Regions from separate parts of the Homo sapiens genome. Here regions 1 and 2 are each linked to region 3. Evidence: chromatin contacts called from ENCODE Hi-C or POLR2A ChIA-PET data. All regions are on one chromosome and are shown on one strand. Each heading gives the region's core, a stretch centred on a gene start or an enhancer-like site at or near the end of the contact. The rest is flanking DNA. Distances are from core to core; before and after follow the strand shown. Region 1 holds the start of ZNF445 (zinc finger protein 445). Region 2 holds the start of ZKSCAN7-AS1 (ZKSCAN7 ZNF cluster antisense RNA 1). Region 3 holds the start of ZNF660 (zinc finger protein 660).

What was found. Hi-C counts contacts between places; a loop is a spot of excess contacts on that map. ChIA-PET counts read pairs that join two places held with the same protein, here RNA polymerase II (POLR2A). Pooled maps may share reads with other maps.
Region 1: a loop to region 3 is called in a pooled map, with 6 times the contacts of the local background. The contact joins the promoter of ZNF445 here to the promoter of ZNF660 in region 3. A Hi-C loop is called at or near these places in 1 of 37 single-sample maps with no recorded cell type and 7 of 50 pooled maps. POLR2A ChIA-PET finds 5 or more read pairs at or near these places in 2 of 52 experiments (H1 and WTC11).
Region 2: a loop to region 3 is called in a map with no recorded cell type, with 7 times the contacts of the local background. The contact joins the promoter of ZKSCAN7-AS1 here to the promoter of ZNF660 in region 3. A Hi-C loop is called at or near these places in 2 of 37 single-sample maps with no recorded cell type and 6 of 50 pooled maps. POLR2A ChIA-PET finds 5 or more read pairs at or near these places in 5 of 52 experiments (AG04450, Panc1, WTC11 and 1 more).

The regions. Positions count from the first base shown.
Region 1 is chr3:44,476,261-44,479,709 of GRCh38, forward strand. ZNF445 (zinc finger protein 445) reads right to left here and starts at 1,410. Exons shown (of 8, transcript NM_181489.6): 1 at 1,331-1,410. LOC101928529 (a long non-coding RNA gene) reads left to right here and starts at 1,430. Exons shown (of 4, transcript XR_940785.4): 1 at 1,430-1,949; 2 at 2,322-2,409. RefSeq lists silencers at 1,158-1,207, 1,228-1,387.
Region 2 is chr3:44,683,494-44,687,066 of GRCh38, forward strand. ZKSCAN7-AS1 (ZKSCAN7 ZNF cluster antisense RNA 1) reads right to left here and starts at 2,160. Exons shown (of 3, transcript NR_157564.1): 1 at 2,066-2,160. It overlaps LOC124905403 (zinc finger protein OZF-like), which reads right to left and starts at 2,289. Exons shown (of 2, transcript XM_047449433.1): 1 at 2,262-2,289; 2 at 1-1,297. The coding sequence starts at 2,289. The coding sequence ends at 285. RefSeq lists silencers at 1,775-1,824, 1,875-2,004 and an enhancer at 2,175-2,304.
Region 3 is chr3:44,583,229-44,587,115 of GRCh38, forward strand. It overlaps ZNF660 (zinc finger protein 660), which reads left to right and starts at 1,736. Exons shown (of 3, transcript NM_173658.4): 1 at 1,736-1,779; 2 at 2,877-2,985. ZNF660-ZNF197 (ZNF660-ZNF197 readthrough) reads left to right here and starts at 1,736. Exons shown (of 8, transcript NR_147692.2): 1 at 1,736-1,779; 2 at 2,877-2,985. The region is part of intron 2 of ZKSCAN7-AS1 (ZKSCAN7 ZNF cluster antisense RNA 1); the gene reads right to left. It also overlaps a transcript of ZKSCAN7 not described here.

The DNA.
Region 1 (3,449 bases), core at 160-2,659, 110 kb before region 3:
CTAGCGGTGGAATACTTGCCATTTTTCATGCTTTTTGTCAGTTTCCTTTTTAAGTGCATACTGAGGTTTATCTTCAAAACATTCTCATCTTTTCGGCTTACAGTAAGACTTTTTTTTTTTTCTAACCAAAATGTGTCTGCCTTTCATTAAGATAACATAAAAGAGCAGCCTAATTCTTTGGTCCCTGAATATGCACACACATGCATGCACACACACACACGCAGACACACACACAACACATGGAGGCTCTCTGAAACTGCTTAATCAAATTACTGCTCAAACCACTCCCTGGCACTTCCTTGCAAAACAACCAACCTAATACTGAGTTTTTAGTTTTGCACTACAAGCCGTTTGAAACAGAATAACATTCTTTCCTGGCCACCACTTTTAAATTCGGAAGGAGACAATACTCTGATCTCTTAGGCCTGTGCAAGTCAGAGTGTGCTACAATCGCTGCAGGTTAGAGCTCTGCCTTTGTTTAAAAACTGCATTTTATATACTAGTTACTTCATTGTGAAAGATAACCACCCTGACAAACAAGATTTTGCTATTTTTCTGCACAAATGTCACTTCACCATTTAGAGCTTCATGCAAATGTGTCTCCTACAGAAAATAAACTGCAAACACGATTTCTTAATTATCCTCGCCAAAAAAAAAATGTTTTAGTGGTGTCATAATGCCAGCACTAATTTTAGCCAAAATAAGAACAAATGCATTCTACAAATTCAGGAGATTATAATTTTTAAAAAGCAGTAGTATGGATATACTTAATGTCACTGAATTACACACTTCCAAATGGTTAAATGGTAAACGTTTATGTATTGTATGGTAAATGTTATGTGTTATTTTGGCACAATATTGTTTCCTCACAATAATACTAACAGGTTTTTTAAAAAGCAAGAGCACGCTCTCATTTCGTAATATATATTTATGGATGTCAGTGTGCAGAATTATGCACAGATATTTTAAATGTCAGGAGGCCTGGAGACAGATTTCAGGATTGCGGCTACTTTTACTTTTCTTCTACTTTCCCGTGTTATCTAATTGTCTCTGATAAATACGCTTTATATGCAGAATTGGATGAAACGAGAAAGCCCGGAGAAACCCGGGCTCCAGATTCTCTACCCCGGACGCCTGGGAGGCAAAGAGGTTCTAGATACGCCCTCAGCGTGGCGGGGGCGGGATCCACCGCCAGACCCCCGCCACGGGCGCAGCCTCCAGGCCGGGCCCCGTCCGCCGCCCGGGCAGGCCCGAGAATGCCGCGGACTTCGGGGAGCCCCGCGCCCGCAATGCCGCCACCCCCACCCCCGCGCCCCGCCAGGCCTCTCACCGACTCCCGCCGCCGAGCGACAATCGGTCCACCCGCCGCCACCGCAGCCGCCCGTCCCGCGCCTACCTCCCGGCGGCTCCAGTCGCGCACGCGCGTCGGCGCCCGGGGCCCTCCGCGGCCTCTCTAGGAAACTGGGAGGCCCAACGTCTCTGCTTCTCTCCGGCTCCGGTGCGGCGGGCGGCGGGGCTTGTCCAACATCCCTCACCTCCCTCAGTTGGACATTTCCCTTCCACGCTCGGATGCCCAGCCGCGCCTGTTTTCTTGCATCCCTCCTGTCGTGTCTGCGGGGCTGCCCTGAAGGCCTCTTTCCCTCCAGGGAAGAAAGGGATCCAAAGCTAGGGGTGAAAATAGGGCCAGCAGTATCTAGCAGACTGGTCCTGGCCAGGAGAAGGGGTTAAGGGAGCCACTCATTCTTCGCCTGGGTACACTTCAAAGAGGGGAACCAGATCCTACGGGAAGCTAGGTGCCAGAACTCCTGCCTTTCCAAGACGAGCTCATCCCCATCATCACCATACCCAGGAATACTTGTTCATAGCCAGCTCAGAGGTGCACCATACTTTAGCTTCCCACGGCCTTCACTCGTTTTCTCCTGTGGGTGAATTCTAACTAGGCTCGCCTGGTGAGTGAACAATGATGCCATTGCCCAATAATATGTGGAATCTGGGAGGAGTAGGTTGGGGGTAGGGGGTGGAGGGGCTGCTTGAAGAGGAGGTGAAGCAACCTGGAGAGGTTGCCCACCCCCTGTAGGAGCAAATGTCATCTATTGCCAGTGCCAGAGAACCTTGAGGGTGCACAGCCAAAGCCATAAGGCCATCTGCTGCCATTGGAGGGCATGCTACAAGCTGCTGTCCTGGTAGTCCTCTGGTTTGTGCTTCCTAGTGGCAGGCTGCAACATGTTGACGATTGATCTTTCAGATGGGCATTGATGATGCCCATCTGTGCCCTGAGGCTTTGCTTTACTCATCTGATCCACCCCTTTTTAATGCCCCAGTCACCAAAGATGGAAACAGAGAATAGATCCTGAACACCAGGAAGATGGTGACAAGGTGATAGAGAAACAGATGGCACATTCAAACAAGGTAAGTGGGGAGAGTTCACAAGGGGCGATTTACACAAAGTGGACAGGGTTAAGGAAATGCAACACGGAGTGGTGCAGAATCCCATGGCTAGCAAAATTTAGAAGCTATTCTCACCCCTAGGAGCAGGCCATCTGAGAGAAACTGTGGCTTTCAGTTGAGGGCTACATCCAAGCCATAGTCCAGCACAAAGGAAGCTGAGGTAATAAATAACCTGAACCCAGCTCTCTTCTGATCTCCTGCCAGGGCTTCCCATTGGCCCAACTCAACTGGAAGCCAGAGGGCAATCCAGGAAACTCAGTCTCCCAAGTGTCACAGCAGGGTTGAGGACTGAGACTGAATATGGAGGGGCAATTGGAAAATATCCAACACATACAAAAAGGAAAATAGAAACTGCTTGTCAATGCCTAATTTGTCCATTAATTTCCACTCGATATAATGTTCTTGAGTGACTCAGAACCACCCATAGTGGTGAGAAGAGTTTTCAAGTTTTGTTTGAGAACAAAATTTTCCCATCGTAGAAGAGTTTGAGCAGGTTCTCTGTGTTTGGGATGTACTTACTGGATGTTTTTCAACGTGATAGGTGGTTAGCATGGATAGCACCCACATTTAGTGTGATCAAACAGATCAACCAAATTGGCTTCACCAGCACTTGCAAAGTTCGGGAAGCAGCCACTGGGAGTGCAGCTCTGATTTTAAGACCTATACAGCTTCTTGAATCTCGAAGTTCTGCTAATACCTGATTTCTCCGAGTGCCACAGCACTCGAGCCTATAACCATGAGGTTTCTTCACTTTTCTGGTAGGAGGCATATTCTTGCTAGCTGTACTTCCTGAGCACTGTACTCTTTCAGATCGGGGCAGTTTGCTTAGTAAAAGCCCTAGGTAAGATTCTCAAATTCTCATGTGCATATGAATACAAATCACTTGGGATCTGGTTAAACTGTAGATTCAAATTCAGGAGGTCTGGGGAGGGACCAACGAATATTTTTAACAAACTTCCAGGTGTACCCATATTGCAGTTCTTGGACCACACTTGGAGAAG
Region 2 (3,573 bases), core at 910-3,409, 100 kb after region 3:
AATTAAAATTTAATCAACTTTGTAGAAATGAAGAGCTCCTCAGTTTCCTGTCAATCAAAGTGGAAGACAGGACCTGGCATCTACCTCTTGGAACTCCAAATCTGACTGGAGGCACATGTACAAAAACAAGGCAAGTGAATAAAACACCATACAAGCAGAGTGAGTTTGTGGACCCAGATTTCCAGCAATGAACAGTCCATGACCTCTCACATACTTCCTAGTATTTATGAGATGCTGGCCTGGCTGAAGGCAAGCATATAACATGACCATTCAACTCTGCCCCATTAACAGTGGGCCCTAACCCAAGTAGCCAGCTGAGGTTTCTTCTGGGCATGAGTTGTCTGATGGAGAATAAGATGGGAGCTCTGGCCAAAGGCTCTTTCACACTCATTACACTGATAGGGTTTCTCCCCTGTGTGAATTCTCTGATGCACAATAAGGTATGAACTACAACTGAAAGCTTTGCCGCATTCATTACACTCAAATGGCTTCTCCCCCGTGTGGATCCTCTGAGGGACAGTGAGGCCTGAACTCCGGCTGAAGGCTTTCCCACACTTACCACATTCAAAAGATTTCTCTCCAGTGTGGATGCCCTGATGAACTATGAGATTTGAGCTCTGGCTGAAGGTATTCCCACATTCCTGGCATTCATAGGGTTTCTCACCAGTATGGATCCTCTGATGTCGTATGAGGTGTGATCTCTGTCTGAAACCTTTTCCGCATTCATTACATAGGAAAGGTTTCTCCCCTGTGTGAATTCTTTGGTGCACGATAAGGCTTGCACTCTGACCAAAGGCTTTTCCACACTCCTTACAGATAAAGGGTTTCTCTCCTGGGTAGTTTTGTTGCCCTCTTTCCTTGTCAAGGGCACTCCTGTCTCTGAAGGCAACACCTGTGGAAACTCTCTTCCTTCTCCTTGCTCTGGGTCCTGCCTGGCTTCCCTGATGCCTCTTTGCACTTCCCTTCCCCGCTAGGGCTTCTCTAAACCTGGCTGCCAGAGGGGCTACACTCTGAAGCCTTTCGTAAGTTGTGACTTGTATTTTGACTTCTGAAACTGGCCCCTTGTTCTTCTCCCTGTGAATTCTCGAATGTGAAATACTTTTTGAGCTTAGATTAAAGAAGTTATCAAATTCTTTACCTTTCTGGCTTTTCTTCTCTAGGGAGATTTTTACATCCTTGATTTCTGCTGGCCTTATATTTCTAGTCCTCGTCCTCAGTATCTCCCTGGAAGGATCTCTCTGATGAATATTCAAACTGTCTTCCCAATTTTTGAATGCTCCTTGCCTTCTCTCTCTCCCTTACTCTTCAAAGTCGTCTTTGAGAGGAAGAGCTGGTAACACAGCCTGAAAAAAGCCTCAGGGCCTGAATTTCCATGCTGGCTCTGCCACTTAGGGGCTGTTTGCGCTTAGGCAGATTAACCCCTCTCATTTTTTCTTAATAGGAATAATAGTACCTACCTCATAAGGTTGCTGTCAGGATTAAATGAAACAAGCATTTAGAACAGTGCCTGGCCCACGCTAAGCATTACACAAGCACTTGCTATTATTTTGCCTCTTTAATGCTCCTTAAATCTACACAGTTCAGACATTCAGACATTCAGACTTATGGGACACTTATGACTGCCACCTGCACCTACACTACTTTCCTCCCGCCCGCATCCCATTTCTAGTCCCCAGTTCACCCTAACAACAAGCCCTTCAGACACACCCACCAGTGTGCCCACGTCAATTTACCATTGCCATGGCAACACCCCGGAGTTACTGCACCTTTCCATGGCAGTGACCCAATGACCCAAAAGTACTACTCCTTCCCTAGAAAGTTCTGCATAAGCCGCCCCTTAATCTGCATGCGATTAAAAATGGGTATAAATATGACCGCAAAACTGCCCTTCAAGCAGTTGACGAGCGACTTTCCCCTTACATCAAGTGCACAGTAAGCCCAAGCGCCGGGGCCGCGGGGATTCCCGCCAGTCACTCCCGCCACTACCGCCACCCGGCCCCGCCGCCAGCGCAGCCCGCAGCCCCGGCAAGCCTGCGCCCGCTCGGCCCCGGTCTCTTTCGCTCACCAGAGGCTACGGGGCGCCCGGCCCCGCACACCCAAGAAACACTGCCACCGCGACGCGCCTGCCCCCAGGATCCTCTCGCGAGCTTCAGTACCCAAGGAAGATGGGCCGTCCCGGAAGTGCGGCCGGGGCGACTTGCAGGCCCCTCGCCGACCGCTCTAGGAATCTCGGAGGTCTTTTGACCTCGACGCCTCCTTACCTGGGTCTCCTACATCTGACCTATCCATTCCAATTAAAAATCTGCAATGTGTTTAGGGGTGGGAGGACAATCTACTATCTACACAAAGGCCTCAGAGAATGTTGGGGAAAAAATTAAAGTCTTAGATATTGACATGTTTAACTTTTACTTCTTTTACAATGTAAAAGTGTCTCTCTACAGCTCCTTTATTTTTGAGAGGTGCTTATAGAAGATACGATTCAGGTTAGAAGATTCAAGTTAGAAAATTCTCTCTAGTCAATGCTCTCCAACCCGTTGCAGTAGGATTGGGATGGAACTGCTGAGGTAGCAAGCAGGACTTGACTCCAGAGGCCGGGTCAGACACTCGACCAAATTGAGGACTAACTAAAACAGAGCCAGGTGGAAGCAGCTTTCAGTCAGACACACCCACCAGTGTGCCATGTCAATTTACCATTGCCATGGCAACACCCCGGAGTTACTGCACCTTTCCATGGCAGTGACCCAAAAGTACTACTCCTTCCCTAGAAAGTTCTGCATAAGTCGCCCCTTAATCTGCATGCGATTAAAAATGGATATAAATATGACTGCAAAACTGCCCTGAGCTGCTACTGTCTGCCTACAGGGTAGCCCTCCTTTGCAGGAGCAGTTACAGAGCTGTAACACCGCCTCTTTGAAGGGGTTTTTTCTTCTACCTCTGGCTTGTCCTTGAAGTCTTTCCTGGGCAAAGCCAGGAACCCTTGTGGGCTAAGCTCCACTTTGGGGCTTGCCTGACTTGCATAACCGTGAAGCTACTTGAGTTGTCAAATAAAAAACAAACTCAGACATAGATAAGACAGGCTTTATTCAAAAGGACAATTGCAAATGGGAGAAAGGTACTACTACAATAGGGAGAGGAGGACTATTGCAATAGAGAGAATGCTTAGACCATAAGATCCACAAACATCTTGTCAACCCAAATAACAGACAGACTCTCTAAAGATAAGGTGTTTATTCAGGAGTGCACAGGGGATTCACAAATCCAGTATATGGGGGCTATGCAGACCATTGGCATATCCAAAGAGGTTGTGTAGCGGGATTGATAAAAAATTAGAGAGACCGATGGGGTTGAGAAGGATATTTATTATTTAGGTGCACTGGCCCAGTTGGATTAACATCCAAAGGCTGAGCCCTGAACAAAATGTTAAGTTACCTTTTAAGCATTTCGTGGGGCAGGAGAAAATCTGTGCAGGGAAAAACGTATTACAGAAGCAAAAAACAAAGACAGTTATTCAATTAATTGAGACCTGCATTACATCAGTTGAAGCAAGGAAAAGTTTTTAAAGGCAAAAAGGAA
Region 3 (3,887 bases), core at 486-2,985:
ATTCTTTTTAAGTTTCTTGATGTAGTGGCAGTAGTCTTGTGCTCTTCAGGAGAGTGTCCCGAGTTCTACGTCCCACATCAACTGAGGGTGTGAACTTGTGGAGGACTTTTGTCTGAATCTCTTTTTCAATCTCTATACAATGTGGCGGAGTTGTGCCACCTACATGAGCCAATGGAGAAGAAAGCTCCTGGTATACTTTAAGTACTCAACAATATTAAATACTGAATATTTGTCAATTGACGAAGTACTTCAAAAGCTTGATTCTCAGACTCCTTCTTAGATAAATCATTCCCTAGATTGTCTCATCCTGTCCTGACAACTTCCAAATTTATGTCTTTAGCTGTGATCTCTTCACGGAAGTCCAGACTCCTATTCCAACTGCCTGTTTGGCATTTCATCTTGGATGTTTAATTGGCATCTTTAACACATCCAAAACAAAACTATTAATCCCTCTCCCTAAACCTGTTCCTTTCAAGCTACTCGATTTCTAAAAGACCATCCCATGCTAGTTGCTCAGATCAATAACCATGGAGTCATCAGTAACCAACATTCAATTCATTAGCAAATCATGCAGGCCATGCCTTCAAAATATATGCAGAACCATTTCTCACTACCTGCATCACTTCTAAGCCTGTCCAAGCCACTATCAGTCCTCATCTGGAATATTGTAATGGCCTCTTAATCTCCCTGATTCTACTCTTACCCACCTTCAGACCGTTCTCAACAAGACAGCCAAAGCAAACTAAAAATATAAGTCAAAGAGCAAAATTCATGCAAGGTTTATGTTAGAATGGCTAAGGACAGACAGCAAAGAATTCACAGAATTTATAGTAACAGGCTTCTTGGCTTCTTTCATGTCTCATAGCTAACAAGTCTTTGAATATGTGGTAAGGGAAAAAAAGTTAGATCATGTCGTTCCTCTGTCCCCAAGCCCTCCAGCTGTTATGCAGAGCAAATCCAAAGCCCTTATCATAGTCTACAAGATCCTAAATGTGCACCTCTCCACCCCACTCCTGATTAAAGAATTTTGCTCCTAATGGCCCACTATGGGAATACTCTTTCCCCAGATAGCCACATGCTTCAATTGCCCACTTCCTGTCTCTGCCCTCCCTGTCATCTGTAAAATAGTCCCACCACTATCTCCCTCTCTCCCCTTACTCCCTCTCTCCCCTTACTGCTACGTTCTACATATTTATTTATCATTGTCTCCTTGACTTGAATGTAAACTCAATGGGGCAGAGAGTTCATTTTCTTCACTACTGTATCCGCAGCGCCTGGAACAGTGAGTGACATAGTAGGCACCCAAAACGTCTTTTCATATGCTGCCAATAAACCATAGCTGATCCTGGCTTTGAGGCTGAATGACCCAGATCTGTGGAAGGAAAGATGACCTCTCTGCTCAGCAACCGGAGCTGGGGGTGTAACTTTAGGGAGTCTCAGCCTGAGGCTGGCAGCCTGGCCACCCAGATGCTCGGTCTCTTTCCGCCCTAACCAAGCCCCCTGCCCAGCTTCCACCACTTCCAGGGCCCTCCTCACATTGGCTGAAGTCGCCAAGCCCTTCCATCCAATGATAGGGCAAAGCCCGGAAGGGAGGCAGGGCCAGAGCGTCGGCCGACCGCGCGGGGCTTCTGAGGGGCGGGGGGACTCCAGCCCGCGGGCACAGAGATGTGGAAACCTCACGAAGCCTAGAAGGGCCGGAGGGACAGGCTGGGAGTTAGCTGGGAGTTGCTGACGCAGTTCCTTCTGCGCTTTGTTCAAGATGTGGGTCTGGCGCTTTCGGTGAGGGGTGCTCTACAGTCTGGCGTGGGGGGTCGGGCCGGGTTCTGGGAGCGTGTGGGAGACGCAAGCCAGGAGGCCAGGGCTCCTCTGCGGCTGCCCGCTGCTGAGATGGGCGCGGCAGCCAAGGGGTCGTTGTGGGCCTCCCCTTTCTCTCGTTCAGTGCTGCCCCTTTGTCTTGGGTCCAGTCTCTGACTCCTCGTAGCTGCTCGCTTGGACCAGGCTGGCCGTGGTGACAGCACTGTGTCGTCCCCGCTCCTAGGCAGTGGGCCTTCCGGGTAGTAGCGGTCGAGTCCCGCCTAGGCTCTCAGGACTCCACAGCCCCTGAGTATTTGACTCAAATCACCAGTCCAATATCCCTCCCGTTACCAGTGAGGAACCTGGGGCCCAGAGAAGAGGACGGAGTCTTGCCCAAGGTTACTCATTCATTCATTGATTCATTCAACAAATATTTATTGAGCACTAACCCAGTAGTGTGCTAGGTCCTGGGGTTATGGTTGTGTACAGGACAGAACTAAATTCTAGTAGGGGAGAAATGAAACAAACTTCAAGGGTTAGAAGCAGAGCCTGGGGATCTGGAGGGGGAAACACAAAACATATTTGAGGCTTAGTAATCCTAAGAAATGGGTAAACAGAAAAAAGGAACATTCTTTTTCTAGTGCTCTTTTAAAGACTTGTTTCTTTCTGTCTTCCTAAAGACACTTGACTCAGCAAAGTTCTCCCTCTCATCCCCCTTGTGCAGACTTTCTGTGGAAAGCTGGATTGCAAGGAAGTTCTCCACTGCATTGTATTTTGCAGTTAGATGAGAATATGGAAGCTTTTAGATATCAATGGAGCAGGTGAAAAGGGGAGGCTGTGGTGTGATGGAATTAGGATTTCCTGAAGACACAGAAGGCTTTTTAATCACTCACTAGCTATAGGACCTTGGGCAAGTCGTTCAATCCCTGGGAGCTTCATTCCCTCATCTTTACACTGGAAATGATCCTTCTTACTGCCCACAGTTCTATAGGAAGGGAAGTTACCCAAAGATGGGACACTGCCCTGAGTGTCCACTTGGAATTCAGGGCTCAGAGAACTCAGTCATTTATATCTGTTTACAGTGACTCAAGACCCTCTTAGGAACTTCTTCACTGAACTCAAGGAGGAGATCAGGCAAGATCTGTGCTGTGCAGATCCTTTGGATTGAGGCTGCTGTGCACAGGAATATGGGTGAGTCATTCCATTCTCTCCTGGGCAGGTGAGGCCTAGATTGTGAAGTTAGTCTGGGCACAGGAATCCTGCTTGTGGGCACCAGGGTTGAAAGGGAGCTTCTCTCAGTGGTATTTATCAAACAGGAGAAAAGCACTGAAGTGGGCAGGGGGCCTCTGGACCTTGAGGAGTAGAGTTTTGTTTCAGATGGGAATAAGGGTGATGTAGTAGAACTCAAAATTGGGTGTCATGGGACTTGGATTTGAGTCCCAGCTTTCCTCTAAGTTCCAAGTTTTCCTTCTGTACATTTGGATATAAGACTGGATAGACTGGGAGGTTCCTTCCAGCTCTGACATACTGAGAGTCTCTGAATAGTGGGACCAGGTCAATCTCTTAGGGAATTTAGTCCCTGGGATGACTCTGTTGAGACAGAATTGCCAAGAATGCAAATACACCATTATGGTGTTTCCCAGATAATATGAAGCACAAAAAGGACAAACATGTAGAGGAGGGATGGTAGTAGTGATGTGTGGATTTGGCTCTCAGCATCCCTATGTGCACTCCAGGTGTTAGAATCTTAAACTTGTTTAATTTACCATTTCAAATCAAACAATGCTGACTGAGCCCTCTCTGTGTCAGACACCATGTGGTATCTACAGGCAAATCTCATGGGAACTGCTCTCTGAGGGCATAGAGCTTAATGTATATATTTGAGGATGGACACAGACATACACACAAGCAATTCCAGTATAAGGCAAACTCTATTTTATAGATTTGTTATGGCATTTTTTGGAATACAGAAATTTTTATGTGTCAGATATATCAGCTTTTTCACATGGTGTTAGCCTTTCCCTTGAGGCTTAGGCCTTTCTTCTAATTCTTTTTTTTTCTTGCAATGTTTACATTTCACTTATCCATCCCTT